2 separate regions of the Homo sapiens genome follow, and region 2 is linked to region 1. Evidence: chromatin loops called from intact Hi-C (ENCODE). Cell type or tissue: prostate gland. All regions are shown on one strand. Links, peaks and the distances in the headings refer to the core of each region. The heading gives the core; the rest is flanking DNA.

Region 1 (16,354 bases), core at 7,814-10,313:
CTGATTTTTATAAAAACAATATATTCTATCATTTGGCCTCACATTTTATTAGAACTAAGAAGGGTAGGAGAGTTTTTCAGAGTTTGGTGTCACATCCATGCGTACTAGGTTAGTGTTGTGAAAGTTCTGAGCACTGGGTGGGGGGCAGTGGGAGGGGAATATGCTTCATTCTTTGTGCAGTTTTTCAAACTATTTTCTTTTCAAACTACAAAACCAGAAAGTGTTCATGTGATAGGGCATTAACATAGAGATACACAAAGAAAACGGCAACAATCTGTCTCCCCCACTATTGGCTCCTTAGCAGCCAATATTTACACTTTTGGATGCATGTTTATCCTTAGCTCTGTAAGCTCATACAATTATATGCCAACAGATACACAATACAGATTCTCTTTCTTTCTCTTCATTACCAAATAATGAGATGATACTATAAATATTTCTGCCACTTGCCTTTTCATATAACAGCATATCATATTCCTCCACGTCAATATATGTAGCCTAAGTCGTATGTTATTAATAGAAGCATGTTATTCTGTAGTATGTATATATGTGCTCCAATTTATTCAGCCATTTCTCTATTTATAAACAGTAGTTTTCCTGCCAGAATTTTACCATTGATGGTAGGGAAAGATCAGCAATGAACATTCTAGACACAATTTTATTTGTACTGGTGCTTTTATTTTTGTAGAATAGATCTTGCTGGATCAAAGGCTGTTTGCGATTTGCTTTCCAAAAAAATTATAGCTGTTGTATAAGAGTGTCCTTTCCTCCATATTTTAGCTAACAATATATTTTATCAGTCTTTCTAATAGATGCCAGGCTGATGAGGGGAAATGCATCTCATGTTTGCCTTGTTTACTTCAACCTGAATTTTCAATAAGGTTGAGCATCCTTCCATATGATTAATACCCATTTGCATCAACTCTAAAGTGGAAAACTGCATACACTTTATTCATTTTTCTATCAGATTGCTTGATGTTTACCTATAAATTTCTATGGCTTTTTGTAAGTTAGAAAGAGTAATCTTTGTCTGTCACATATATTTCAAATATTTTTTCCAGCCTATCATTTGTTTTTTGACTTTGCATTTGGTGTATGGACATTTTTATCAGTTTCATTGAGCTGTAATTTACATACAATAAAATTGACCTGTTTTAAGTGTACAATGTGGTAGATTTTGACAAATAGGTACCTGTATGTAACCATCACCACAATGATGATATAGAAGTTTCATTATCCCACATATTTTACCTATGCTTCTTTGTAACCAATCTTTTCCCACCTCTAGCCCTGTGACCACTGATCTGGTTTTCTTGCCTTTTCTGGAATTTCATATAAATGAAATTATGCAGCATGTAGTCATTTGTGCCTGTCTTTTTTCACTGAACATAATACCTTGAGATCCCATGTTGTGTGTATCAGCCGTTCCACTTTTTAAATAGCTGTATGCATATTCCACAGTTTGTTTATCCATTCACCAGTAAATATTTATTTCAGTTGTTGTTTTACCTAATATGAATAAAACTGGTAAAAAAGTTTAAATACAAGTCTCCGTAAACATATTTTTCTTTTTCTTGGGTATATATCTCGGTATGGGATTGATGGGTCATAGAGTAGGTACAAAAAAAACTGGCAAATTATTTTTCAAAATAATCATATCATTTTATATTCCAAATAGGGATGATGAAGAGCTTTAGCTGCTCAACCTCCTCCCCAACACTTGGTATCATCAGTCTTTTTATTTTTAGTTATTCTGTTGGGTGTGCAATGGCATCTCATTGTGGTTTGGGTTTGCATTTCCCTAAAGACTAAAGATGTTGGGCATTCTTATGTGTTCTTTGGTGATGTGTCTGTGCAAATCTTTTGCCTTTCTACCCCTTTTTTTGTTCTGTTCCCTGTTGAGCTGTAAGAGATCTTTATTCTGGATGCAAGATCTTTATCAGATATATATTTTGCAAATTTTTTTTGCTACTTTGTGGCTTGCCTTTTCATTTTCTTAACAGTGTCTTTTGAAGAGCAAAAGTTTTTTAATTTCATAAAAGCCATCTTAGCTAATTCTTACTTATGTTTCATGTTTTTGGGTCTTCTCTAAGTAACCTTTGTATAGCCAAAGGTCACAAAGATGTTTTTCCCATATTTTATTCTAGAAATTTTATTGTGTCAGTTTTTGCATTTAGATTTATGGTACATTTGAGTTAATTGTTAAATGAAAGAAGTTATAATACAATACATTACATCTGTTAGCATCCTACATTTTTCTGTTTAAAGCTACACTTTTGGTATATATACATATACATGAAAAAGTTTAGAATATATATGTACCAAAAATATTTTGATTTTTTTCACTTAAAAGATTATCAACAGCAGAAATGTAGTACGTTTTCTCTTTGTTTAAAAGATACCTTTAAAAATCCACTTCTACAAATTAAATTAAATTTTAAAAGACTCCTTGGGATACATTAAAAACTTGCCAATGACTCTTTGACTTTACTTATGAAATTATTCAGTCTACAGGCGTATTTTATAAAAGGACAAACACTATTGTCTAAGCCCCTAATTTAAAAAATCCCAGGTGTTTCAGGTGAGGTCTGCTACATGCTTAGAAGACTTACATAACTATTGTGACTTCTTAAATATTTGTATTCTATAGAATCAGTGAGAGTTCTCAGAAAATATAATTATATAAAATATAATTAACAGAGTAGCATACAGTATTTTAATATAAGTATACATTAATAAATATAAAAAGTAAATTATTTGTTTCTAAAAAATTTCTGGAACAAAGAGTGTGGCTAAATAAAATTCTATTTGAAAGCATTTTAGGGCTTAGCATGGTGGCTCATGCCTGTAATCTCAACACTTTCAGAGGCCAAGGCAGGAGGATCACTTGAGCCCAATAGTTCCAGACCAGACTGAGCAATATAGTAAGACCTCATCTCTACCGAAAATAAAAAAGTTAGCCAGGTTTGGTGGCAAGTGTCTGTAGTCCCAGCTACTCAGGAGGCTGAGGTGGGAGGATCACTCGAGCATGGGAGGCTGAGGCTGCAGTGGGCCGTGATCATGCCACTGCACTCATGGCATGGGTGACAGAGTGAGACCCTGTTTCAAAAAAAAACAAAAAACAAGATGTATTTTAGCAAAGGTGACTATTTTTGAGATTAATTTTAGGATCCTTAAGTAAAATTTTCATAATTTTGGGGTAATTACTCCATTCCTTGGGGCAGTGATAGAATGTATAAGTAAGTATACATTCTTATTTTTCTGAAATCCTTGTATCAAGAATAACCTGTAATTTTACATAATTTTATTTTTCACTTGGAGATGCCATATTTAATCTATGGACTTAAAGAACTCTGCAGATTTGAATACTTTACTAAGTTCAGATTCACTTCTCTGCTTAAAATCCTTCAGTGATTTTCCTTTTCTTTAGGACAAGTCCACATTCCTTAATAAGGCCCTCAGGATGTGGGGTGCTGTCCCCTGCCCACTCTTGCAGCTGCCTCTCTCCACTCTGTCTGCCTGTGCCCCAGCCACTCTGCCCACCTCTTCTTCCTTGAACAAGCTGCTTCCCACTCAAAGTCTTCACTCAGCTATTTCTTCTCCTTGGAATAATGCCCTTCCCCCTTGTTGCCTGGCAAATTTCAGGTCTCTGCTTAAATGTTACTTCCTCGGGGAAGAAACACTCTCCTTGAAGTTATTTGTGTTCTTTTCCTTCACGGTACTTAAATAATTGTTTGTGTAAGTATGGGTTTAATCCAATCTCCCTACAAGCTACCAATGCCTGGGCACAGGATATTTGTAACTCTATCTCATGATTGTATTACTTCTACCTAGCATGGTGCCTGGCACATTGGAGACACTCAAAAATTACTTATTAGATGAATGGATGAATGAATGAAAAATTATGTGGTCTGTAAAACTCATGACCTCAAAATGGCATTGAAGTCAAGGATATAATCCTTCATATAAAAATGTGAATTTTCCTATCACTGGATCTCTAGATAATTATTTTCTGGAGAGAACATGTTAACCTCTAATTACTTGAGTACGTTGAGAGAGTCATTGGCCATCAGCCATCAACCTGGAGAGAGACCGTGGGCAGTAAGGTGATGGAGCCTGCTGTGACCATGTTCTGTTGAAAGCTTTTATCAACAACTGAGATGATGATGTTGGTGCAGTGTTAATCAGACTGATAGGATGCTGGAGGGATCATTCAAGTATAATGCGCCCTCATTAGGATCCAAAAGGATCTCACTCAACAGGTTTCAATGGGGGAGCAAATAACAATACGCAAGGTTAATAAAGGAAAATTCCAAGTGGGCACTGGACTTAGGTCCCCCAAATCTAATTAAACAAATGCAGAATGAGTGGTCTTAAGAGCAAAACATGTGAAAAGCATGGAGATTTTTATTGACTGGATGAGTCAATAGCATGGCATGCCTGTCAGAGACATTGATTAGACGTTAGCTTCCTATAATGGAAGCACCGTGTCAACAGCCAATGAAGTCATGGAGCTTCCCTAGTCAGACCACCCCTGCTGTGCCATGCCCAGTTCCGGGAGGCAGATGTGGAGGGAGACACTGACAGTTGCACTGCTGTGAGCATTTCCAAAGATGTCAAATGAGAAGCAGTTGAAGGGCTGAGGATTCCTAGTTAATGAGGAGTCAAATTTGGGAGAAAGTAATGAGACTGTCAAGCAAAAGCCAGGACCATTTGATTTGTTCTCCACAGGTCTAAAGGGTAGACCCAGGGTACACAGGAAAATTCCAGGGAAGTGGATCTTAGTTGAATTTGAGGAGCTGTCCAGCAGGGGAGTGGGCTGTGCAGAGTTCCCCTTTACTAAAGCAAATTACATTTAGGCAGGAAACGAAGAAAAGAGCTTTCAGAAGCTCTCTGCTAGTTTATAGAGGTTCTATGAGAGTAGTAGGAGCCTTTCTTCCTCTGTGTAGGTCCAGAATCTCATGTAGTTTGGACCTCAGCATGTTTGGAGGGCCAAACCAAAGGTAAACAGCCAGTTAAAACAATTATTTTTAAAGATCTCATTTACTGTGTCTAGAATTCCATGATCTATCCTAACACTCAAAGGGATAATCTTATTCCTCTTCACTTTTGCCACAGACGCAACAGAATGGAGGCTGGAAGACAACTTGTTGTGGAGGGAATTCATGCACTGGGTAAAAATTGATAGGCTTCTGCCAAGGTCTGACATCACCGAGTTTCTGTGATTCTAGTAGAAGCCAGAAGTATGTTCTCTGTAATTAGAGGGAATTAGACAAACTATCAGGAAATGCCATACAGAGCCTTCAGAAGAAAAGAAATACAAAGGAAAATCAGACTGACGATTATGTTCTGTAAAGCTGCTTCTCACAATTGTGGCAGCCACTACATATACACAGTCTCCCAACCCAGGAGCACTATATGCCCATAGCCACAGAGGAGAGATTATGAATGAGCCAGAGCAAATTCTTCCTCCTAGAGGGAAAAACAGGAAGTGTATCTCTTCCTGCTCATATTCTCATTCTACAGTTCTACTCGCATCTACATGATTAAGCATATTGTTTATGAAGAAGCCAATGAAAAGAACCTGAAAAAAGATACATGGTGAATTATAAAGTATTATTCCGAAGAATAATGGTTCTCTGTCTCTTTCCTGGTTTGCACTAAAACCTTACATTCAGGAAGACAAGCACACTTAGATAAGATTATCCATCCTCTTCGTTGCCAGAGGTTAAAGTGCAAATGTCCTCATGAGAAGTTTAGTCCAAAGACACATTTGAGGGGATCCATCACTAAAAGAAGCAGTGTTCATGATAGCAAGGAGTTAACTCTCTGTTATGAAGTAATAAGCTCTTTGATTAAAAGACTGCATTTTCCAAAAAAGATTACACTTTGCACTAGAATTTGGTATTGCTTTATAAGCATATGGCCTTAGCAATTGAAAAACTGACTTGAATTTTAAAACATACCGATTTTAAATATTGAAGTTGGGCTTGACATTTTTAAGCTACATGACTGTGGGCAAATGATGTAACCTCTCTATGTCTAAATTCCTTCATCTGTAAGATGAGGATAATAATGCCAATGCCTACCTTGCATGGTTCTTATGAGAATGAAGTAAGAAAATGTATGAAAGCCCCCAGCATGGCAAAAAGCAAGCACTAAATTAATGGGAGCCACTGAGAGAGTTGAGGCCTAGTCATTTTCAACCTGTAGGATATAGAGCTGTGTCTGCTTGGGGCGGTAGTTGGGGTACAGCTTAAATAGCATTTGCTTTTGGGAGCTAGAATGAGATCTCCAATACTTTCAGATGATCCTGGGGGAAAGGATGTATTAGTTCCATTCACTTCTTTGATCAATATCTTAGTAATATAAAGGAAGTAGCATTCGTTTTTGAAAATTACTTGAATTAGGAGTTTTCTAGTTAGATTTCATTTCAATAAGGAATTATTGTTGAATATAAATTAGATTTGCCAAATGCTTAAGCTGCCCTGGAATGAACTTTAGTACCAGCCTGCTGTCCTGGACTAAATGATATGACCATACTGTAGGGCCAATGTATACTATTTAATGTCTTCATCTACTTAATTATCAGTTGCCCCCTGGTTTCCTTAAAGAGCTAATGATGCCCAACTATTTCTAGTGAGAGCACTTTGCTACTGAGAGAGTCAAACACCAAGGTGATTCTCTGAACACATTATCTGTGTGTGCTAGGTACAACAGCTAGGAAGAGGTAAGATGATGGTGAGTTACTTAAAGCTCTTAAGAAATGACCCTAGTAGAATATCCATAGGGGTTAAGAGATGAAATTTATTTCTTGGCTTAGCATTTTGGAAGAAATCACTTGGCATTTGTCATTGGCAAGATAAAAAGAAGCTCTGATTTCTGTTCTCCAGAAGATGTACTTGGCTTCTTCCTTTCTCTTAATTTACCCCTATGGCTCTCATTTTGCCTCAGAATGTGAAAGAATAGGCTTACTACTTTGCATTTAGTTAATTTGGTGAGTTCACTGTACTCTCATCTCTGGGCTATTAAATAGTTCAAAAATAAATATCGCATCACTTGTGGAATATGTAGCATGGATCTCATTTGAGCTGTGTTTTAAAACAAATGGTAATTATTTAACATTTACATCATACTTGGAAAGTATTTCAGAATAGAACTTTTTAATAATAAGTAGTCAAACACATAACTGGGATCAATGGGCAAGAGAAAAATAAAATTTTAATGTTCCATTGAAAGGTGTAGGCTCAGGAAGAGAGAAAAATACTTATGTGTATTTTGTATACTCATGTGTATTTGGGACAAACACAGGTTGTGGACGACAGGATTGAAAGTCAGATTAACTGGATCAAAATTCAGGCTGCGTACTGAGCCAGTCTAAGATTTCACCGAAATCTGGGAGCTGCTCCCACTCCCTGGACTTTTGTGCAAAGACTGGAGGAAGCTGTGAACAGCCTGGGCTAGGAGAACATTCCCCCTCTGGGAGGAGAGGCTCGCATGAGCTCATGGGGCTTTCCACCGCAGACCCAGCCTTGGCAGCCACAAAGTGTCCAGCAGTGAAACCTGGCCCTTCAGTTCTCAAGGGCCCTTTGGAACATATTTGACTCTAAGCAGAGGTCACTATTCCAAGAGTGACTCATGTCTTGGGGTTAAGTGGAGATGATGGGTGGGATCCATGAACAGATCCAGCTCTTCCCAATGTGGGGGGCACCAGAGTGCATAGCTTGGGAGGGTTGGTCATCCGAAGAGGCACTGCGTGGGTGCATCCCGGGCAAAAAGGATGAGAAGGTGATCCACTGGCTTCCATACCCTGGGAAAGGTGTCAGACCGTGAGGTCACATCAAAAGGTATGAGTGTGGGTACCTCCTTCCCTCCCCCGACGGTGGGGGCCTCATCTCTCGGCCATATCACCTCTGTGCCTTGCACACTTCCTGGCTCAGACTCAGCCCTGTCCACGTTCTCTTCCACCATCTGATCTGCCCCCATCTCCCAAAGACTACTTGTGGGGACTAGGGAGGTTTAGGGGTGTAGTCAAGCCAGATGCACCGAGGTTGCTGCGGTGGGAAGAGGGCGCTGGGAGGGAGGAGGACCTGGGGCGCAGCCGTGGTGGGTGCGCCCTGCCAAGAAGGGCGGGGGCGACGGGGCGCGCACGCGGAGGAGGAGGAGGAGGAGGGAGACGGGAGGGCGTGTGAGCGAGTGAGACAAGAAAAGGGAGCGCGCCCGCCGCCGCCGCCGCCGCCGCCCTCCTCTGGAGAGAGAGGCTGGAGTGAGGCTGTGCGAAGCGCCGCATTTCAATGAGGACGGGCCGAGGCACATCCCTGCACTAGTGGCCGCAACCGAGGCGCCGCGCTCCAGCAGCTGCTGCCGCCCAGCCCGGCCCCGCCGCCGCCCCCCAGCCCTGCAGCCCCGCAGCCCCGGCCGCGCCCAGCCCGGCGAGGACAGCACCAGGAGGCGGCCCCCAGCGCGGCCACAAAGACCCCCGGCGGCGTCTCTCCGCGGACCGGTGCGTGGTTTGCCTTCCCTGGGGACGGGAGCTGCGGGGAGGGCGGCCGGGGGACTCCGCAGAGCCCGCTCCGCCCGCAGCCGCGGGGCGCCGAGGGCAGGGCGGGCGCTCAGCTTGGCCCCGCCGCCCCGCCCGCAGTTCCTCGAAAGGCGGCCGCCCTGCCCTGGCCAGCCTGGCCCGACCCGGGGGCGTTGCGTGCGGGCGGCCCCGGGGCTGCTGGCACCTGCCTCTTTTGTTTGGTGCCATGGGGCTTTAAACCTGGAGTCAGGCGAGCGGGCCCTCCCAGGCTTTTCGCGTTGTTAGTGGAGATGGAGAGCCAGGGCGGAGGAGCTGGGAGAGGTGCTTGTCATTGTCAGAACTGGCTGCGGAGCGGGAACCAAGGAAGGAGTGGCCGGGCCCGGCCTCTTATTGTGTGTGTGCTTTTCCGTGTGCCCGGGCCAGTGATGTGTGCTTGTGGATGGGGTCGATTCGTGCGTGGTGGTGGCTGCAGCGTGGGTGTTGCAAGTACGTTTGCAGGGTCTCAAGTTCCTTCAGGGACAGCGAGGCTGCCTCATGTTCAAATTAGTACCTGCAGTGCTAAAAGCTTGCGGAGAGGAAATGGCATTTTTTCCTCCTAGTGGGAGCGCACGCACAGCCCCGCAATGCCCCACAAAAGAGGCTGCTTTTGAAAACCAGGTTTGCGCGGAATTGCTCCTGGATTTGGCAAGGAGATGCTTGGTCGGTGAGAGAGAAGATGAAAGGTTTCATTCAAACCGGCTCCCTCTCTGCTGCACCTGTGAGTGTGTCCAGGCACGGTGCACACACGTTCAGCGACCACACTGCAGGCTGTTCCGTGAATACATTTTATGACTGTTCCTAAATATATTGCCTTTCAGTGGGAAAGGAAAGTAGGACAGCGTTTTAAGTATGAAATGTCACATGGATGCAGGTCAGAAGGGATTTTTTAAGAGAGGTCATATAGAGGAAAATTATAAAAGATATGCACACACCCTGTGATGTCTACGTCCGTGGTGGTGCACGGGCCTGGAAGGTATGTGTGCGTTTTATTTCATGCCAGTCCACCTGAATCCTAATCCCACGGTTAAAATATGCCTTGGGACTTCCAGGTCCAGCATCTATTTAGATGTGGTAGCATTTATGCCATTTTTTTCTTGGTATATATGTGTGTAAATTTCTGAAACAAGAACCATGTGCTCATCTAGAGAAGGATGAACATAGATTCCTCAAAATGGTGAGAAATCCCACCGAGAACAATCAGGGATGTTGGTTTCTTGAAATGGCAGGATTTATAGGAAAAGCTCTGATGAGAGCCAGTGGCCCTTCTTACCTCCAGTGTCTGTGGTCGCTGTGGCTGAGGTGCTGTGGTTACCATCCTGGTGCCACTGCACATGTGCACTCAGGCCCTTGGCCACCTATGGTCTCTGAACATTGAGCTGTGTGTTCTCGCAGCCTTCCTGTGCAGAAAGTGTAAACCTGTGGAAGGCCAGTGGATCTTCAGAAGCTCATGCATGGTTCAAATGTATGACTAAGCCAAGGTGAGGGAAAGAACACCTATTTTGTTGCCACGAATAATTACCAGCACACTAGGGTGTGGAGTGTGCTCCATTTAGAGGTAGCTGTAGCCTTGAAAATGATTTCACTCTGAGTATGGTTTCTTTTGTCGACACCATTGCCCACTTTTGGACAGATTCAGGGAAGGGAAGTAAAAGGTGTAGCCCTGCCCTGGATGAACCTGTGATCCAGTTTGAGGAAATATGCAAATAAAATGAAACAAAGTAAACCTTTTTTCTATTTTAAATTGTTCTTTTCTTCTTTTTTCATCTGGTGTGGGAATTCTTGGTCCTAAAAGCCCGTTCCCCCAGGGAATTCTAACTATTGCCAAATTATTTGGCCTTTGCCAATTGTCAGTCACTGAGAATTCGATGTGCACTCTTTCTGGTAACAGAACTGTGCCATCCTTCCCTATGGCCCTGCTTGTTTTCTTTTAGTTTATATCAATTTGGAAGGAAATCCCCAAACTCCTAGTGTTGGGAGAATGATCACTGCCTTTAAGAATAAAACACAAACTTCAAAAGTGAGTTTGGCCTTTATAATTTACAAAATGTTGAAGAACTTAGTGAGTTGGTGTGAGTACTGGGAGTGTCTTCCACTCCACCCCCAAGACACACTCCCTTTTAGAAGACAAGAGAGCTCACTTTAAAACCATATAAATTAAAAAGTAAGAGCAGTTACCAATATCCTGGACAAAAATTGGTTCTGTTTAACAACTAATGCCTACAGGACTGGATATCAAGGGATCATTGTTTTAAAGTTATCTAACATCAAAATCAATGAAACCAGTTCAGAGCTGCCTATATATAACTGTTTTTGAAAAATGCAAATTCTGACTACTATGAGTTATTAAGAGGCAAGAAATAGTTTTCATATTTGGAGGGAAAAAAGTACACTGAACTCATTAACACTCCAGGTTTAAATCACACTTCATTTCTCCCTCCCCAGACCTTCAGTGGGGTCAGCAATAGACCCATAAGCAGGTAGATAGAATCACCAACATCAGAGGCCTGCTGACCACTGCTTCCTCTGTGTGCAGACGAGGTCTGGATCAGTTATGTGGCCTGTCCAAGGTCACTGAGCTAGTTAGGAGTGAGGGCTTACAAAATCCTGCTTCTCATGCTGAAGAGGAACCAGTTTCAAAGGAGCAAGGGATGGAAAACACCAGCTTTGGAGTTACAGTAAATCTGGGTTCAAATCTCAACCCCTCAGTTATAATTTTGGGACCCTGGATAAATTCCATATTCACCTGAATATTAATAATATTACCTACCTTGTTGGATTAATATGAGGTTTAGAAGAGAATTTTTAGCATATTATACAACTGGTTGATGAGTAATAGTGTCAGGTACCTCCTAGACCTTCAGTAAATATTGCTTTCTTTCACTTCATTTCTGGAGTACCAAATCTCTAGTCATGCTTTCAGGTGTGAAATTTTAGCCACTCTGAATGGATCAGAGGTCAGTTTACTGAGGGCCAAAGAAAGGTTGGGGAGACAGTGGTGCATTGGTGAGTGTTCACTGACCTTCAGAAAGGTGATGTCCATCTAATATGGTGGGACTTGGGGAGTGCTTGTAAGGTTCTTGCTCCAAATTTTCCATTTTCCTGATATTCTATTTCAACATGCCTGAAATTTTGTCATTAAAGTGTCTTTCCTTTGAATGCTTTGGTCTTTCCACTTTCTAGATTGTCTTGTTAAACCACAGATTCCCCTGCAAGGCTCCACAAACCTTTATCAACCAACCCCTCAGCAAGGATGAACTGGTCCTCCAGTCAGCTTGCTGTGGGGACCAGGGGGTACAGATGTACCTTTCAAAAGGTCATGAGATGGAGATCAGGAAGAAAGCAGGGGCCTCTCTTGCCAGAAAGGAAAGATTCTATTCCTGCTAGCTCTTTATGTGTCAGGGCCAGGAACACAAAAACAGATTTTATTAATAAAAAAATTAGTACTTATCACATGTCAGACACTATGATAAGAACTTCATGTGCATGAATTTATTTAATAGTTAATACTGACTGTGAGGTAGGTACTGTTCTCATTCCCATTTTGTGGTTGAGGAAATCAAGGCTTAAAGATGCTGAGCAAGTAGATTTTTCAAGCTTACACAGCTAGCATGGGGTCAAGTGTAAATCGACATCTTTAAGCCTCAATTTCTTCAATCACAAAGATAGTCTTAATGAAAGGAAGAACCAAGAAATGTACTTCCAAACATTTTTTCCTTTCTTGTTGTTCCTCTTCCTTCTCCTCCTTCTCTTCCTTTTTCTTCTTTTTTTAAACTCAACTTTTCTGAAGTACTAAATATAAGTAAATGAAGTATAGTGAATTTGCTTTTAAAAATATTGAATGTGTGAATATGTTGGAAAATCTTCTTTAAGTTGGTCCAACCTACAGATTGATTTAATTTGCTCTCCATCTGGCCATGGGGCACACAAACATTATGTAAAACTTTTACAATCTGACTGTTATGCTGCCTGCCCTCTCTTTCTGTCCCAGCCCACCATAGCTACTTCTCTTTCACTGTATGATGATATGAGAGCTTATTTTCTTCCTGCTACCAGGATTAGCCCTCTGCCCTGCAAGGAGCAGTGGGCTTTGGAGTCAGGGAAACCTGGAACAGAGTTGCTGGTACAAGCATTTCTCAACTGTATTACTTGGAGCAATTTAGGGGAAATTTTTCTGTGCCTCAGTTTCTTCTTTTGTAAGGAAGGACAATACTTTGGAAAGTTGTTGTGTCTATTGGGAATAATATCTGTTTGAAGCCTGATGAACCATGGGCAACCTAGGAGCTGCTTCTAACAAATTTGTGGCTGATTAATAAGCTGTTTCCACTGGGATCGGCCTCTTCTGCTGACAGCGTGCAGAGGAGCCTGTGTTTATTTTGTGGGAATTCACATCCCTTTCTCTTTCTGTCCCACTTGATAACTCATATTAAATGTGTCATCAGTTAAAGCAATATTTCCACCCAGCTGTTCTGAAGCAGACCCTTTGAAATCATGATCTCAAAATAACATCATCCCCAAACTTTGGGAGGCCAAAGGGGTTGGGGGGCGGGGGAGGATCACTTGAGGCCAGGGATTCAAGACCAGCCAGGACAATAAAACAAGACCCTCATCACTACTACTAAAAACAAGCAAATGAACAAAAAATGAAGGAAATTAACCAGGCGTGGTGCAGGCACCTGTAACCTGTAGTAGTCCCGGATACTCTGGGAGATTGATGCAGGAGGATCATTTGAGCCCAGGAGTGTGAGGCTTCAGTGAGTACTTCAGTGAGTGCCATCTCACTGCAGCCCGGTGACAGAGCAGGACCCTGTCCCTAACATAAAAAAAACAAAAACAAAAAAATATATATATATATATAACCTACATCAATATGTGTGTCTGCTTTTGTTTCTGGGGCTCGTAGGTCCTACTTGAAGTCCATCATGTCCTTCGGCAGAGACATGGAGCTGGAGCACTTCGACGAGCGGGATAAGGCGCAGAGATACAGCCGAGGGTCGCGGGTGAACGGCCTGCCGAGCCCGACGCACAGCGCCCACTGCAGCTTCTACCGCACCCGCACGCTGCAGACGCTCAGCTCCGAGAAGAAGGCCAAGAAAGTTCGTTTCTATCGAAACGGAGATCGATACTTCAAAGGGATTGTGTATGCCATCTCCCCAGACCGGTTCCGATCTTTTGAGGCCCTGCTGGCTGATTTGACCCGAACTCTGTCGGATAACGTGAATTTGCCCCAGGGAGTGAGAACAATCTACACCATTGATGGGCTCAAGAAGATTTCCAGCCTGGACCAACTGGTGGAAGGTGAGCGCTGTGAGATAACCCCCACGTGACCCTACAGGTTCCAGGCTCAGATTTCCAGTGTTGTAGCCGATTCGCATTTGCCCTCTGACAGTTGACATTCAGCCTTATGGCTGTGATCCTTATAGTTTCAGACATACGAATGTGCTATTGTGTAGAGTAAAAAGGAAAAAAAATTAATGGTATTGTCAGGTAGCTTATAATAATGTGCTAAGGGAAAAAGTCCCTAATTCTACAGCATTCTCTATTTTCTTTCTCATACCCATGCTGCATTAATTTTAAAAGTCCATTTTATCTCTTCAATCTCATAGTTTATATTCGTTTCTAAATGCAAATTAAACTTTTGCTATCACGATATCCGAAAGTACTTGAATTGAAAATGACAAATGGATCATGAAATTTTAGAGTTGAAAGGAACCTTAGATAGCTATCAAACCCATTAATTTTATCTTTGGAGTCTAAGGACCAGAAAATTCAAATGACATGTCGGTGGTTACGTGGTAAGATAGTGATGACCCTGGACCAAAACAGGTTTTCTGACAGCTCGTTCCACTGCGATGCTTCCTTTTGAGTTTAAAGGATTATTGTCTTTCTCTGATTTTTGAGGATATGCAGGGACTAATCTGTTCAGTTTAATTTTTTAAGTCCAATTTAGGTTAATAGTCATTATCTGTTTTAGACATTTAATGTGGAAATAGGACTGTTTGCGTCCACGGATGCAGCCTGGTATCTTATGCAAGCAGAGAAGGTCACCGACTCTGGGCTACACTTGCCTCAGGACTGACCCTGTTTGAACAGGGCATAAAGCCTGTCATTGCCTTAGAAATCATCGCCAATTAAAATGAGTTGGAGAAAAAAGACTGGGATTAAATGTATACCAAGGTGCAAAAAAAGCTAGCAGATCCTTTTTGGAGGGTTGATTTTTCTGAAATTGAGATCTCAAGGCCCTGATGATGAAGAAGTAGATGGCACAAAAGAATCTGGGAAAGGGAGGTTGGATGGAGTGTTGGAAGAGCTTGATTTCACCTTGAGTTCATTTTTACTCCAGAACTATTTGCTCAGGCCGTGTAACTCAACTGGGTCCAGGAGGGATGCCATATAATCCCTCCCTCTCTTGTGCAGGTAGCAGGAAGCACCCGTTGCAGCCCCGTTGGAGTTGGGGGCTGCTCTCCCCTGACCGCACACTGACAGAGCCCTCTTGTCCTGCTTTGTAACCAGTGTATGTATGTGATTCAAGGCTGGGGACTTCTCCCTTTTTGCTTCCCTTCATCCCTTGGCAGAAATGCCAGCCTGATCACAGTGTGACTGGCCTTGAGAGCGTGCAGAGGAGCCTGTGTTTATTTTGTGGGAATTCACATCCCTTTTCGGTGACTTGACATGCTGCCAACATGCCTGTGGACTTGGCCTTTTTCCTTCTATTCAGAGGGTGGAACTTCCAGTAAATTAAAGGAGAAGAATTAACATGAAATTTTACTGTTTCAGCTTTAATTTCTGTGCCCTGTCCTTTGCATGACCTTTGGAAATCCAAGGTTAAATGAAACATTTGGTGGTATAGTCTAGGGGATCTGGATAAAAGTTATACGCAAAGTCAGGTGCATGACCAGTCAACAAGCCGTCCCTCTGAGGGCCGGTAGTACTGTAGGGAAAAATATGGCAAGATCTCAAAGCACATCCTAAGACAGCCATGGGTTGACACCTCACTCTGTTCCAGAGTCACTTGTGTAGCATCTATGGGGGTTGGGGTACTTCAATCAGTTTCCCACCCAGAAATGATCTTTACTTAGAAGTGGCCGAAGATACTCCAATGACTCCCATCCACCAAGGAGAGGGTCTGGGAGGTGGTAGATGACAGTACTCCCTTCACATCTAGGGACCAGCAAAATTATGGCATGCTTGTCACCATCTTCTTTGTCTTTTACTGCAAAATAATGCTTTCTCTGAGGGACTGATGTCTTGACTGAAGGTAATAATGATAGCTCTCAGTTATTGAGCATGTGCCAGGCACTGGCCAAATCCCTGCATATATGAATACATTTAATTCTCACAATGATCCTAGGAGGTGGGAACTGTTATCCTTATATTAAGGTGAGAAAAGGAAGGTACAGTGTGGTTAAATGATCTGCTCAAACTCACAAAGAAAGAAATGGTAGAGTTAGGATTTGAACCCAGGAAGGCTAGTGCCAAAGCTTGAGCTCATAACTACCTCTAAGATGCTGTGTGCTATGAATTCAACTACTATATTGAGTTTTTCCCCTCAATCAATGTGAAGTAACTGCCGACTGAATATTCTGATGTTTAAAAATGACTTTTTTGGGAAAAAAAAATTATCTGATTGAATGAATGGTAACTTTGGTACAGTGTGTGAGTTCACCATGTTGGCTGCATTTATTTTTTGAATTTTCATTTAAACAGATTTTTTTTCTAATTCATAACACTGACAATTAGCATGCAGCTGCACTTAGTGTTTAAATAGCTGGAAATTCATTTAGATTCGCCTCTTTG
Region 2 (16,354 bases), core at 5,265-7,764, 68 kb after region 1:
TGCCCTGTGTTGAAACTAGTGAGATGAATTATGGATTTTCCCCCTGCATTTTCTTAAAGCAATCCAGAAGTTTATTGTGGAGAACACATTTAATTTGAGTTGTGTGTCTTAGGCCCTATTGTTTCTTAGGTCATGAGAAGTATTTTTCAAGCTGTCTTTGTTGATCAGATTAACTAGTTATTAAATATAGAATTTTTGGAAAAGAATTATGAGAATTTGTTAAAAAAAAAAAGACTGTTCTCTATCAAGATTCAGCCAAAGAAAACGTTTAAAAGTAGAATTTGTTAAATCTAAGGATTTAATTTTTGGCCTGTAAAAGCTATATTATACAAGTTTTACATAGAAGTTCTCCAAAGCTGAGTTTAAGATTTATTTAGAGAGGATTATATTCACTGAATACCAAGCAGTTCTTTTTACTGTGGCTTTGTGTAAAGAGTTTAGGATTGATTTACATGGCCTCTTATTTTTAACTTGAGACCAAGACAGTGTAGCTAGCCAAAACTATGTACAGTGTCAAATGCATTTTAACTAGATACAGATAAATTTATCTTTGTTGCCCAGCATGAAATCAGCCAGGTCATTTACTGCCAGAATAATAGGAACAGAATGACTTTACAGGCTTAGCAAATTTGGCTCTGTTTTTTGATAACCGTAAATTTTCAGGAATCACAATATAAAATGCTGGAAAGATGTCTTGTGGATTTTTAAAATATTAATCGGTGTGGTCATAGTCCATGGTTATGTTCTTAATACTTAAGTTTTTTCTTTCTGTACTTGAAAAATTTGAACACTTATACATGTGCGTTTACATCATTCCTTTTTGCTCCCTAATATGTAGACCAGTAACTTTTTGTTTTCCATCTAACACAGATGTCCCCTATAAAACATCTGGCTGAAAACAAAGCAGATTAGTGTTCTGTGGGGGGCAGCAGACTCTTCTCATTTAGCATAGTGATTTTGGAGGGTGTTGCAGGAAATGCTGCCTGCTGTGTCAGCTCCTAGGAGAGAAGGGAATACCTCCAAGAAGCAGATTGGAAACCTAGTGGAAAGAACCCTGGCATTTCAGTGGCAGCATGATTGTCCTCAAGGAGGTAGAGCTGAGGTGTGGCACCAAGATCCACTCTACCCAGGGCTGCTTAAGGCCTTAGTTTCTGAATTATGATGCAAAAGAAAGGAAAAGAGGCCTGTTGTTAGCACAGGTTCTTTTATTTTTATTTTTATTTTTTAATTTTATTATTATTATACTTTAAGTTTTAGGGTACATGTGCACAATGTGCAGGTTAGTTACATATGTATACATGTGCCATGCTGGTGTGCTGCACCCATTAACTCGTCATTTAGCATTAGGTATATCTCCTAATGCTATCCCTCCCCCCTCCCCCCACCCCACAACAGTCCCCAGGGTGTGATGTTCCCCTTCCTGTGTCCATGTGTTCTCATTGTTCAGTTCCCGCCTATGAGTGAGAACATGTGGTGGTTGGTTTTTTGTCCTTGCGATAGTTTACTGAGAATGATGATTTCCAATTTCATCCATGTCCCTACAAAGGACATGAACTCATCATTTTTTATGGCTGCATAGTATTCCATGGTGTATATGTGCCACATTTTCTTAATCCAGTCTATCATTGTTGGACATTTGGGTTGGTTCCAAGTCTTTGCTATTGTGAATAATGCCGCAATAAACATACGTGTGCATGTGTCTTTATAGCAGCATGATTTATAGTCCTTTGGGTATATACCCAGTAATGGGATGGCTGGGTCAAATGGTATTTCTAGTTGTAGATCCCTGAGGAATCGCCACACTGACTTCCACAATGGTTGAGCTAGTTTACAGTCCCACCAACAGTGTAAAAGTGTTCCTATTTCTCCACATCCTCTCCAGCACCTGTTGTTTCCTGACTTTTTAATGATTGCCATTCTAACTGGTGTGAGATGGTATCTCATTGTGGTTTTGATTTGCATTTCTCTGGTGGCCAGTGATGGTGAGCATTTTTTCATGTGTTTTTTGGCTGCATAAATGTCTTCTTTTGAGAAGTGTCTGTTCATGTCCTTCGCCCACTTGTTGATGGGGTTGTTTGTTTTTTTCTTGTAAATTTGTTTGAGTTCATTGTAGATTCTGCATATTAGCCCTTCGTCAGATGAGTAGGTTGTGAAAATTTCCTCCCATTTTGTAGGTTGCCTGTTCACTCTGATGATAGTTTCTTTAGCTGTAGCACAGGTTCTTTCCAGACCTCCCCACTATGATGGAAGACGATGTATGTGCCTGATTTACTTGGGCCATGCTAAGTTCATTACAGCACCTCTAAGTGAATGAAAACCATAGAGAGAAATGTACCAGTGATTACTTCAAACAATATCTTGTTTCTTACTGTAACAAAATCTGTTTGGGAAAATGCTGTCATTTAGACTCATTTTACAGCCCAGGAAAGAAGTGTTGTGGCCAAGGACCAATGGGGCAGCTCTACCCATGAATTCTAATATTCCAGGGCCGTTCTGTTCCAGACCACTCTCATGAGAAGAGGTGGAGAAGCCCTGGGTTGATTTCTAGCCTCCCTCCTTCCTGGCTGCCTAAACATGGGAAGTGACTTGACCCTTTCTCTCAGGTGCCTGATCTTGCAGGAACGTTATGTGCTCAACAGACTTCATAGGGTTATTTGAGGTGCAAATGACACTAAGTATATTGTAGCTCTTAGCATATTATAAAATGCTATTTAAATTAGACACGATGAAGTTGTTGTTATTCTGATATCTGGGACTTGTATTTTTTATTGTGTGTTTTTAGAAGGTGGAAAATATAGCATTTGGTATGAAGAAGAAAATAAAAAAAACAGCCATAATTTTACACCAAGAGCTTTACAATTGCTGTTACCATTGCCGTTGTGTGTAAATGACTCAGAATGTGCATAGATACTCTACTATATATTTAATTTTATATCCTCTATTCTTTTGTTGTAATATAATGGCATAAGTATTTTTTCCATTTTACAATATCATGTTAATGATTATTTAACTGTTGGCTATTTAGATTTCTGGACAATTTTAAAACAATGTGCCAAATTAGCCAGATGAGTCTTTCCTTTGCTTAGTCACCTTTAGTCTCTAGCTGACCTTATTTTAGGATGTGGTGTGACAGGTAGCATGGAGAATTTTGGATTCTCAGGGTTAGGTTCAATTCCTATAGTTCTAGAGATAAGAGGGTTTAAACCTCTACTATTTACTCTATCAAAGTAATTCTTTTGTCAGACATATTTCTTACATTTGGGGTGGGATGCTGGAGATTGTGATGGATATTGAAATATATCATATGAAAATATAGATAGGTTCTTAAAAGCTAAGAGGCCTTGGATCTCCACATCAGTCTTTGAAGAGTTGTCTTGCTGAATTATTCTTCCTTTCCAGTTTTCCTTTTGATCCTATAGGAAGAATTACCCAAATTCCAAGTCACTGGAATACCAGCTAACATTTACAGAGTCCTTATTCTGTGCCCACATGTTTAACATCATGTCTCATTTACTCTTCACAACAACCCTGTAAGATGTGTGCTGTTTCTATGCCCATTTTATAGATGAATAAATGGAGGCACTCAGAGGTTAAGTAATTTAAGATCACATAGTATGTGGTAGAGGTGGGATTTCAATTCAGATCATTTCTCTGGGAAATCCTAGACATTAGATGGCACAGATAGCTGAGAAGTCCATTCATTTTGTGTTCATGCTTTCCATAGACTGCATATTTTCTTCAACTATTCTCAAATATCTGCAGTCCGTTTAAAGTCAAGAATTCCAAAGAAAGCATTTTTTTACAGAAGAGTGCTTGGAGAACATTTCTAGCATTGTTTAGGAATATGGTTGAATTATTAGTACCATTGCCTTTCATTATTTAATCATGTTTAAGAAAAGGTAATGAGGTCAAAGTAATGGCATGGTGACCTGTTTTTACTTGAGAATAAAATGCTAATGATAGGAGATAGGTACCCTTATTATAGAATAAATATGAAGATTTTTGCACTGAACTTTCATGTTTCATTACCTTTCTTCTTCTTCTTTTTTTTTTTGTACAATAGACCCTGTTATTCCTGGTAAAGATGAAGTTACCCATTTCCTGCTTTTCCCCTGACTTTCTTTCTTTTTTTTTTTTAATAGACGGAGTCTCACTCTGTCGCCAGGCTGGAGTGCAGTGGCGCTATCTCAGCTCACTGCAACTTCTGACCCCCTGGTTCAAGATATTCTCCTGCCTCAGCCTTCCAAGTAGCTGGGATTATAGGCACACGCCACCACGCCCAGCTAATTTTTGTATTTTTAGTAGAGATGGGGTTTCACCATGTTGGCCAGGATGGTCTCGATCTCCTGACCTCGTGATCCGCCAACCTCAGCCTCCCAAAGTACTGGGATTACAGGCATGAGCCGCCACGCCCACGCCACCCCCTACTTTCTTATGGACTAAAGTTAAATGGACCTTTGTCTTATCTGCAGGAAAATGGCATTTGTGTTGCACACGAGCAAACTTACGATGAACAGTTCACCATACATATTTCCTTCTGGACATTTGCTGCAGTGTATTCAGTGATGCCTAAAGCTTTGTGACTTCTCAGATTAGTGGATGCTTCATTTTGCCTGATGTGTTAAATTCAATGAATGCCTCTAATAAAAATCTTGTGCATAGCAAGAAAATAACATCACGTGTGAATAGTATTCATCAAATACTGTGAGGCGCTTCCCAGTGTTCGCTTACTTTTAGTGTGAGATGTTTATCATACCTTTATTACTTCTCATTTTACCTGATTATTATAGGCTAATTACAGTTGTCAGAGTGCCAAAACCTACCCTTCAGGTCATGTTTTAAAAATGTAGTAATCTGTTTTAATGGATTGTGGAGATTTCTTATGACAATCCCAACTCATCATTAATTTATTCATGTAATAAATATTTATTGCCTGCATTCTCTGTGCCAAGCTGAGTACTAGGAACTGAGTATATGCTAATTAATAAAGCTGTTATTTCAAAGCATTTTAAGGAGGTTGAATTCCTGACTAGCTACTAGGAAAAATACACCAAATATTATTGTCCAATAAAAGAACAATTCTGTTCAGCTCTTTTCACGTTTTCTTAGAAAGGTAAAAAGAAACAAATTCTCCTATTCTGACCATTTCCCTAATTCCCATCTAGCAAAAAGGTGAGTGGTCTGGCAGGTGTGGTCACTTCTGTAATATTGGGCATACCTGTATACTTCTTACGTCTCTTTGCTCCTTTCTTCTGTAACTGATGCCAGACTTACTCCAAAAATAAGAGCCTCAAGGCCTTGAAGTTACTGAGAAGCAGAGTAACTGTGCATATTTTTTTCTCTTATATATTTTGAAAATGGTCAGAGTCTAACTGAAGCCATGATCTAGTGGCCTAGCTTCCTTGTGAGGCAGAGAAGACATTCAGAGGGAAGAAGTTCCCACGTTCTCTCTGGCTCTTCAGCATTGTTGTCTTCATCGCTTGTAATATCCCTGGGACCCTGGGATAGGAGAGGAAGAACTGGACCTCCAGAATGGTCATCTAGACTTTTCCAACATATCTAAAAGGCAAACCCAAAGGCACTTTGTGGTATTCTGGTGACATTGGAGGAGATTTCTGCTAAAAGTTAATAATCTTTATCATAGCTGAGATGATGAAAATCATGATCAACATCAGAATCAGTTCATTTCCACATGCACGTGATGCTGTATTGGCTCCAGGCAAGTTGAATTAAACAGACACAAGTCCTGTTCTCATGAGGCCACTGGCAGCATGTTACATGCAAGCAACCAAAGGACATCAGATACAGACATCCGCAAACAAATACACAAAGACCTTGCATTATGGTCATCTCAGGAAATATACTCATTAAGTTTGCAGATGACACTTGGGTCAGGATTATCGACCTTTTGACATTAGTAGACATCATGGTGACCTGAACATATTGTCAAGTTGGATTATCAAATTGGAACGATGGCTTGTATATTCAATGTTTATTTAAGGTAGATCCAGTCTAGTCTGGAAGAAGTTTCCACAATGACGCCTATCCGTGGTCAGTTCTCTTCTCTCTTGCTTTTTAATTTGAAACATCACAGTTTGCATTTATTAATCACTATCAAGTCGTCATCCTCATAGCGATTATTTGGATATCTTTATGTCAGGCAGCCACTTTATGTAATTATCTCTAATTCTCACAAAAGCTCTGCTGCAAGATGTCATTATTTTCATTTTAAGGATCCATCAACAGGTTTAACTTTTAAAGAGGTATATTAAGTGATAGCTGGGATTCAAACCAGAAACTGCTTAGGCCGAGTAGCCAGGTGCCTTTCTGTCTAGGGTAACAGGTGGGTTGTTCTCCACCTGTTTTGTGTTTGATTGTGAACCTTAGGTTCTCAACACTGACAATAAAGCAAAAACCAAGACAGTAAGTCCCTGCCCCCATGATGCACATTCCAGGGGATACCAGGCAACATCCATATGGCCTTCAGGAGGCTTGGACAAAGGGGGATGATTTAGGAGTGTTTGATTCTTTATATGTAGATTATTGATGAGTGAAGTTCAAAAACAGTCTGTAAACCCTGAGCATCTCAGAGTTAAATACAGTATTTCTTGAACATCAAAGCCACTATATAAATTAATGTAGGTGTTCCTGTTTATAAAATTTATAAAATGGGAACACCCACATTTATTTATATAAAAACCCACAAGGGTGACATTTTAAAATGACAGGAAGCTCAACTGAAGTGTGAATCACAACCAGAAGTCAAACAGAATTGTACCTGACGAGCACTCCAAATTTAGACAGGGTTCTCAGAGAGGTGCTTAACAGATGAAAAGTCTGAAAAATGGGACTTTGGGGTTTCCAACGAGTTGTGGTGACTTCAGTGGTATTTTATGAAAAACAACACATTGATGGTGGATATTGAAATGTACCATGCTGTGATTTAATGCCAGAAAATCTCTGGCTGCCACTTAGTTTTGAGTAGATGCAAGGTAACGCTATTAAATGTTTGGTTGTTTTGGAATATTGATTTGTTGGGCTCTCTGTCAAACACTAAGTTGAGCCAAATTATATTTAAGTTGAGCCAAATTATATTCACACTTCGTCATTTCACTCCTATCTGTTGCAGTATTTAAACTAGAAACTATTTTTGCCATTTTTCCAGATATATTATTTTTATTAAGTGTCATGTGGACTGGTATATACTGCTAGAATTATTTGTGAGTCACTCTTTGGGTAGAAGGAGAGAAAGTAACTAAAACAAAAGAATCCAAATGGAAATTTGTGGAGAATTGAGGCTTTTTAAATGTTTTGCTTACAGTTTTATTGCCCTCTCAGCCATCAGAAGTGAAACCACTTATGTGCTTTGAACAGCAGCTACCTATCTAATCTTCTAATTTTAGAAAAGGGAGTAAATATTTGTCTTTAGATACTTTATTTTTACTTATCATAAAAATACATGTGTAATGGGGTATGTTTTTCTTCTCGAATGTGCTGGGGCTTACTTCAAGGCTGTAACTCGAAATTGGCCATAGATGAGAAGAAATGCCAGTTCTCAGTTTAAGAAAGCCAGAGTGGGGTTACTTCATTCCCTGTTGCTCCAAATGCACTGTTTTTGTGCCCGGCTGATTGCAGTTTTAAGAATTCTATCCAGGCTCATGGTTTCACAACTCCTCCCTCAACTCCCCCATCATCGCCATCACCACATGCTTCCTCTGAGTCTTTTAAAAGATCTGTGTGACCCCATCCCCCTTACCTGAGACCAGGATTGTGTTCTGATCAGTTCCATATGCTTCCATCCTCATATGGCTGTGTACAGTTTTGCACACATTGTTCCTAACCAGGTGTTGCATTCATCACATCTGACATAATGATCACTTTTTCTTCCAGCCTATGGATCATTCCTGCAGACACGGCATTCTGGGGGCTGTTGGGGCACAGAATAAATACTCTATGGGTCTTCCTGTCTGCATCCTTGGTTGTCTGAGTTATGGCCACAACTGCACAGTTCTTTGATTGGTATCTTATCTTTAGCAGTTTATGTTACTAAATTTTTTGAGAGAAAGTTTTGTTGCAGTCTGGTTTTTAACCAGACATCTTTTTTTATTAACTCATTTAATTCATTATTAACTATTTGTTGGTTATTTTGCTGCTGTATGCACTTGCAGAGTGCATACTGAAGTATGATGCAGCAAGATTTTTAAAAATCTCTGCCAGTCAACACACACGCTAGGACACACAACAGCATGTAAATCAAAATTAATGATTATGTATTTATCAGTCAAGTATAATACGGAATGTCTGTGTTTGATAAACATCTGTACATCTATTTGCATACTCACAGAAGACTCCATTAATCGTTCTGATCATGAGGCTGATATAATTGGAAAAAGTATGCTTTCTGGCCACTGTACCACTGAGAATGGGAAGTTGGTATTTGAAAGACAGACAATCAGCTATGAAAGAGTGACGTAGTACTGAGTAGATAATACATGATTGAATGAATTGTTGATTAATAGGCATTTTGTTATACTAAGAAAATGGAATTTAGACCAAAAACACATGTTCATGTATAGATAGCTCATGTGAATTGAATATTGATATTCTACTTAGATTATGAAAATTTGGCTGGGTGTGGTGGCTCACCCCTGTAATCCCAGCACCTTGGGAGGCCAAGGTGGGCAGATCACCTGAGGTCAGGAGTTCAAGACCAGCCTGGCCAACATGGTGAAACCCCATCTCTACTAAAAATACAAAATTAGCCGGGCTTGGTGGTGTTCACCTGTAATCCCAGCTACTTGGGAGGCTGAGGCAGAAGAATCTCTTGAACTCAGGAGGTGGAGGTTGCAGTGAGCTGAGATTGCACCACTGCACTCCGGCCTGGGTGACAAGAGCAAAACTCTGTCTCAAAGAAAAAAAAAAAAAAAAGAGATTTAAGTGAAGTCATCTTTGTTATGAAAAACATGATATACTAATAGAAATTCTCCTTCAGGCTTTAGGGTATTCTGAAAATCAGAAGGGAATAGCTGGGTTAGAACAATATAAGCAAGAGGGGTTTTCTTTTATTCCAACTACTTGTAGCATATTTGTTTAAGCACTTCCTGTGGTATTTGGGGTTAAGGATTACACTGGAAAACCAGTCAGACCCCACCATTAGTTCTGGCTACCCACTTTCTATGGTGCAAGCTCTCTACGGTCCAGAGTCAAATCCCTCAAGTCAAAGTAAGTGGTTTTCTTTTGTGCTTGTATTTCTTTCCCCTGATGCTGGCAGTTGGCCAGTGGGGTTTAGTGGAGAAAATAGTCTCTGGAGGGACAAAGATCTTGATTTTATTTCCAGGCCCACTGTGATGATTTCATAGAATAGTGCCTTATAAACTGCTTTTGGCTTATTGGGAGAAAGGTATTATTTAAATGCCAAGTTTCTAGCATTAATATTTCTCCATGCAGCAGTAAAGTGTGTGTTTATATTACTATGTGAAGGAGGTAATGGATGAGAAAGTGGAGCAGTACTGTAGGGAATTGAAAAGAGAAAGCTTTTATCCTGATCTGACTTAAAGAAAATACTTTTATACACAATGGCACTTTCCTGAGGCGCAGACGCTAATTCTGTTTGTTTCTCAATGTAAATGAAGCTGTATGGCCAAAGCACTATGATGGATGGAGCACTGTGATGATGAGCTTTGCAAAGCATGATTTGCCATCTGATTTGGAGAGGTCATTCTAACAATTCTCAACCCACAGAGCAGTATTTTTCCTATAAAGGTAGCGTTTTGCAGGTGGAATTTTTTAAGAAAAGTATTAGAATCAATTTTATTTACCTTAGCTACTCTCTTTGGCCACGAATGTCAATTGAGAAATCCAGTAGATATTCTGATCATTACTAACTTATTCCTGAGAAAAATAAGGGATATTGGATGTCATTCCTGATCTATTCAGGGAGTTCCAGCTCTGAATTAATCCCTACTGAGCATATACTCCCCACTAAATTATATGTTGGCCTGGATGCCAAATTCAACATAAGCAAAATCAAATGCTCAATCGAGTTCTCACAGTGGCCTTCCATATCAGTGGGGGTCTTCATTCTTCTGAGCCTCAAATCTTTGAAACGACTTTTTCTACTTCTTTCCCTTCAGATAACCCCTCAAATAGCAAATCCTGGGTCTAATTTTATAATATCTTTACATCTTTCCTGGCTGCCGCAATCCCATTTTAGATGTTTCTTATAGCTGTGGACCTCTAAGATCCTCACCTTGTTCTCAGCCTATATCTAGAATTGCTTCATCCTTCCTCACTAAGTGCCTTACTCCAGACTTACCTCTGATGTTAGCTTCACATTTCTTAATTTGCCTTCTAATTAGATCTCCCTCTCAGTCCTGAGTCTTGATCCTGCCCTTGGCACTAATATCTGGTTCTCATTCCCTACTAAAATTCATTCTTGCTCCTCACACAGCCTAGCCCTTGGTTACTCTGGGAAAAGTTCCCTTTCTCAGTCCATCAGGCTCTCAGAATGCTGTCCTGGCTTGGACGCTTGTGGCCAGTGTTACAGGGAGGACAACTCTGTCCAGTGAATGGCAATTGTACTCGATTTTCCTTCACAGAGATGGATCCTTAATGTGTGCTTGTCAAAATTCCACTCTTTTTTAAAAACCCAGTTCTAATCCCATCTGCTTCATTATGTCTCTCAGTACCAGCAGCCCACAGGTTTCCTCTCTCCTCTGAATGTCCTATTAGAGCACTGATGAATTATTCTCTTGATATTTACTGTTATTGTTCAGAATATGGCCATGTGCAAAGATGAAAAACAGTGACTGTTTATATACAACTTGTCTTATCCCCCCCAAAATATATAAGCATTTTGAGGGCAGAAGTCATAGTATGCATCCTCACATTCTGTGTGGTCTTTGTCCCAGAAGCATATGTTTAATAGACAAGCATTCATGACTGGCCGACTTTCTAAACTCTTCTTAAAGCATAGTGGTCATAGGAAAAAAGATAAGCTCAGCCTGAATACAGAGCTTTGAAATCCCTCTCTCTACACCCCCATGTTTCATTCTGCAAACTAAAAGCCATGCTGGCTGCAGAGCATGGCTTTAATCTATTCCATAAATTTAATATCCTGAATCTGAACCTCAACTGAACCCTGCACAGGCTGAAACTACAAATAATTTTTCATGGGTGTCTCACACAAAACAAGGCCTGAACAAAGACCCAGATCTCTTTTAAATGGTATTATTAACAAGCAAAACTTGCAGTTCATCTCTCTGCCCTAAGAGGTTTACAATGGAATTTTTATTTTTTGCTAATCAACCTGATTGAATAACTGATTGATGTCTGCCTTAAATAGTGCTCATTCCCAAATGTGGTGTTACATAGATTTAAGTAACAGTCGCTAATATTTTTCAAGATTAAGCCCTCTGGGGCACTTAAATCCTCACTTATACCTTCAGGTTTTTTAAAGACAGGAAAGTAGAGATTGGGGTGAAGTTACTCCTTTGAAAGAATAAATCATTTTGAAGGGAAGGAAAAGGGGTGGGACGACTGGTGTTGCTATCCATGGTTCTGATTTGTTACTAAAAGACAGGATTCATCTGGAGAACATATCACTGATGTGGTTTACAGAGTCATCATCCTCATCGTCATCATCATCATCATCAAATGCTGAGATATAACTACTTTTACACTATAATAAAATTTTAAATATTGACTATATTTCATATGTATGTGTGTGTGTGTATATAAACTCACATGTGCATGCCTACCTAAGGGTGAGTCCTTGGTGGTAGTTTTAAAACAGTATCTTCTAATCTTCAAAGTCTGTATAATATAATGCCATTTGTGTAAAAAAGGAGAATATATATGTGTGTGTGTGTATATATATATATATATATATTTTTTTTTTTTTTGTCACAGTCTTGCTCTGTCGCCCAGGCTGGAGTGCAGTGGCACGATCTCGGCTCACTGCAAGCTCTGCCTCCTGGGTTCACCCCATTCTCCTGCCTCAGCCTCCCAAGTAGCTGGGACTACAGGTACCTGCCACCACGGAGAATATATTATATACACACACATGCATACATATTTATTGTTATGCATACATTTAACATATACATATATTTTCATTATATGGTTAATTTTTTTTTTTGTGTGCTCTGGAATTTCTTTCTTTTTTTTTTTTTTTTTTAAATTATACTTTAAGTTTTAGGGTACATGTGCACATTGTGCAGGTTAGTTACATATGTATACATGTGCCATGCTGGTGCGCTGCACCCACTAACTCATCATCTAGCATTAGGTATATCTCCCAACGCTATCCCTCCCCCCTCCCCCCTCCCCACCACAGTCCCCAGAGTGTGATATTCCCCTTCCTGTGTCCATGTGATCTCATTGTTCAATTCCCACCTATGAGTGAGAATATGCGGTGTTTGGTTTTTTGTTCTTGCGATAGTTTACTGAGAATGATGGTTTCCAATTTCATCCATGTCCCTACAAAGGACATGAACTCATCATTTTTTATGGCTGCATAGTATTCCATGGTGTATATGTGCCACATTTTCTTAATCCAGTCTATCATTGTTGGACATTTGGGTTGGTTCCAAGTCTTTGCTATTGTGAATAATGCCGCAATAAACATACGTGTGCATGTGTCTTTATAGCAGCATGATTTATAGTCATTTGGGTATATACCCAGTAATGGGATGGCTGGGTCAAATGGTATTTCTAGTTCTAGATCCCTGAGGAATCGCCACACTGACTTCCACAATGGTTGAACTAGTTTACAGTCCCACCAACAGTGTAAAAGTGTTCCTATTTCTCCACATCCTCTCCAGCACCTGTTGTTTCCTGACTTTTTAATCAAAACCACTATGAGATATCATCTCACACCAGTTAGAATGGCAATCATTATATGGTTAATTTTTTAAAGTTTATTTTTAATAAACAGTTAATTTTTAAAAGTTTATGCCTTTTTATATTTTTAATACTGTTTTAAAAATCCTATAATAAATCAGAACTGCTTAAAAATAGAAATAAAAGACCTATTACTGACCTCAACATCAGTGCACTCTGGCAAGCTTTAAAGAAGTTAGAATGAAGTTTTAAAAATCCTGCAGTCAACATAAAGGGATAAAATGTGACATGGATTTATGACAGTGTGGTGTCTGAATTTGTTATATTTAATATAAGTAAGAAAAATAAATTGAACAGCAGTACAGTGGTGTTCTCCAGGAACCCGTCAAAAAGAAGCACTGGGGAAAATGCGGGGAGGTTTCCCCTTATTCTTCTGAAATCTCCAAAAGGAATGAAAAATGGAAAATTTAGTAAGAGAGAATAGACACTGAGTTCACTCCCTGTTTATTGAAAGAAAGCCAGCTGGTTAGGAATAGTCAGCACGAGACAGTTCATTTTCTCTTGCCGGTGTTTTAATAGGGCCCAGGGGCTGGGGTAGAACTAGAGTTTATAGATTAATAAAAGTCACAACAGAGGGCAGAGGAGCAAAGTCCATGAATCTCAAATCGGAGGGGAAGTTTCAAAGGCTATTCTACTAATGCGTCCAGGTTGGTATGTCGAAAATCAAGTCATTATTTATCCATTTACCCATTCTCCCTCCCTCTCAGCCCCTCATCCTTGAGCCCTGGTTTCTGGGAACGGCTGTTCTTCTGGCCATCCATGCTTAAAGGCTCTGAGTCCTCTCTAATCTCTTTATTTGCCTTTTCAGCGAACCCAGTGACCAGTTTTGTGAAATCTGTCTCTTGCTGTTTTTCAGATCTGCTCCTTCTCATAACTCCTACTGCATTCTCCATAGTTTGAGTGCTCATTACCCCTTAGAGATGAGTATATACAGAACGCATAGTGTGGCAGGATTCATGATGCCATGGTTCATATCCCCACCGCACTACTTTTTATGTAGTGGCAAATATACAACTTGTTAGTTGTGTAACTAGTTGTGTAACAAGTCCCCAGCTTGTTAGTTGTGTAAGCTGTGACAAATGCACAACTCGTTAGTGTGGACAAGACCTCAGCAAGATACACACTCCTAGCTTCTGTTTCCTTATCTCTTAAATAGACATAACCATAGCAAGCAGCTGCTTCATTTTATTTTTCAGGTCTCTGCTCACATTTACCTCCTCATAGAGGCCTTTCCTGATCACCATATCTAAAATAGCATCCCCATTACTCTGTCCTTTTATCTTACTTTATTGTTCATTTGTGACTACCTGACATTCTATCAAGTGTCTGTTTGTTTGGTTGGTTGTTTCTCTGTACTTCCCCTACCCCTCTCCCAAGTAGAATGGAAGTTTCTCAACTCAGTGTTTAGTTATTAGCATAATAATAGCCCAGCTATGTTGTGAAGGTCCTGAGATTTACTTTATTTGCAAGCTAAAAAGTTAGACTGTCACATTTTCATGGATACTGGCAAAAGATAGAAAACTCCTGGGTCAGAAATGAAGGACTTTATTACAGCACAGCAGGCAACATGAGCTCCATGTTTGTACTGGTTTTCCCCATGAGTCCCATGCTGGAGATGTGGAGTAGCCTCGGGGATTCCTGGGCATATACTGATGATGTGTCACTGCTGAGAAATTCCAAGCTTAGAAAGCCCCCTATCTTATAAGGGTTGCTACCAAGCCTTTGCCCCAGCCAAGGACATTATCCTGGTGATGAAACAAATATGCCCTTTACCCTGAAAAAAGACATTGTCTCTATCTTCCAAGGCTGTTTGCTCGACCCACAAATTTGCAAAGATAATCTAAGACAAAAGCTGTCATCAGACATGTAGAAGTGTCATGGAGAATTGCTATCCAATTCTGCTTTTCTATCCTTTATCTTCCATGGCTTTTACACTAATCCTGCATTACACCAAACTGCAGCACATGCTGTTTCCCTTTGTGTCAGGTAGCTTCCTCTCTTTATGCCTCAGTGTGTGCTTTTCATTCCAGAGTCTCCTGGGTAACACCAGATCTCATCTTCAAGACCTATCTCTTCCCCTAGATATCTGCATAGCTTGCTTATTCACTTCCTTAATGTTTGTGCTTAGAAGTCCCCATATGAGGTGTTCCTCTTATCTGAAATAGAAACCTGCCCCCCACCCGGCAGCACTGTCCCCTTTATCATTATCACCCTATGACATATATATGTCACAATATATAATACATATAATTTATATATATATATATCGTGATACTATATACACACACATTGTGAAATATATGTCACACTTGTCTATGTCTCCTTTCTCTAAAATCTAATCTCTTTGGAAGTAAAGACCTCAAATGTTAGATGTGCTGCTGTAACCTCAGTCCCCCAAACACTACCTAGCACATAGTAGACGGTAAATAAGTATTGGTTGACTCTGTTAATTTTGCATTTTCCTTTCTCCATGGCTATTTCCAGATTTACTAAGTAGAAAGTGATCTCTGCATCCGCTGAGCCCTTGTTCTACTTGACTTGTCTTTCTCTGTGATGATAATCCTGTTCTGCCCCTTATTATGAAGGTACATACCTGCCCCGCTCGCTAGACTGTGAGCTTCTTGTAGGCAGATTTGTTCTCTTATTCCAGTGGCCGCCTAGTACCTCACACAGTTCTTTCATTTAGTAGGCACTCAATCAATGTGTGTTGCATTTCATAGTAAGTAGAAAGATCAGGCAGCCTTAAATATAGCATTCCTTTTAATACTTGTTTACTTAGCATCTTTAGTAATTGGAATGCACTCTCTAACAGAATTTGGAGGAAATAACTGATGCCAATTGGTTGAAGCTAAGGGAAAAGAGATTTCAGCTAAATACAAGGGAAAACAAATGGAACTTCCCAAGGTAGTGACTGCCTCAGAGATTGTAAGCACCCCATCCTCAAAGAAGCTCAGTCATAGGACTCAGGCTGAGAGACTACTTAGCAGAAGGTTGGCAGCAGATTCAAGGACAGAATGAGTGTTTGGGTGGGGAGTGTGGTTTGTCTAGGGGTTCATAGACGTCTCTCCTACAGGCTAGCTTCTATGACTTCTGTGTGCATATGCACTCATTTACCCATCCATCACATAATGACATGGAGCAGTACTTTCTAAGCCTAGAGGTACAGTTTTCTTTTCATCCTTTTGGGTTGAGCTTTGATTCTTTTGGCTTTTCAATTTCACAGCAATTTGAATACGTCTCCTTTACTTCTCATGTTTTCAGTGTTTGTTTACAAGTCTGTCTTTCTAAGAGACTATGTAACCCCTTATGAGCAAAATTCGTGTCTTATTTAACTACCTATTCCTAGTGTTTGTCCTAGAGTCTTAGAGCTCCTTGGATTTTCACAGAATGAATGAATTATCAACCTAAGGTTGGTCATTTCTATATTTTTATTACTCAGATTTTGAGGCTC

The links. Hi-C counts contacts between places; a loop is a spot of excess contacts. Peaks named below come from ENCODE experiments on the same cell type or tissue, not always from the same donor. Only the 100,000 strongest peaks of a DNase experiment are listed, where the experiment ranks them.
Region 2: a loop joins it to region 1, with 2.1 times the contacts of the local background. A loop is called at or near these places in 4 of 110 quality-filtered maps.

What each region holds. Positions count from the first base shown.
Region 1 is chr13:36,123,263-36,139,616 of GRCh38, reverse strand. It overlaps DCLK1 (doublecortin like kinase 1), which reads left to right and starts at 8,235. Exons shown (of 17, transcript NM_001330071.2): 1 at 8,235-8,503; 2 at 13,461-13,855. The coding sequence starts at 13,480. In prostate gland, for the core only: no CTCF peak of the experiment used is centred there; DNase peaks (open chromatin) are centred at 8,200 and 8,859; H3K4me3 peaks cover 1,285 bases.
Region 2 is chr13:36,052,443-36,068,796 of GRCh38, reverse strand. The region is part of intron 3 of DCLK1 (doublecortin like kinase 1); the gene reads left to right. It also overlaps the pseudogene NMTRQ-TTG10-1. Among named protein-coding and RNA genes, the nearest start is that of DCLK1, 71 kb to the left of the region's middle. In prostate gland, for the core only: no CTCF peak of the experiment used is centred there; no DNase peak of the experiment used is centred there.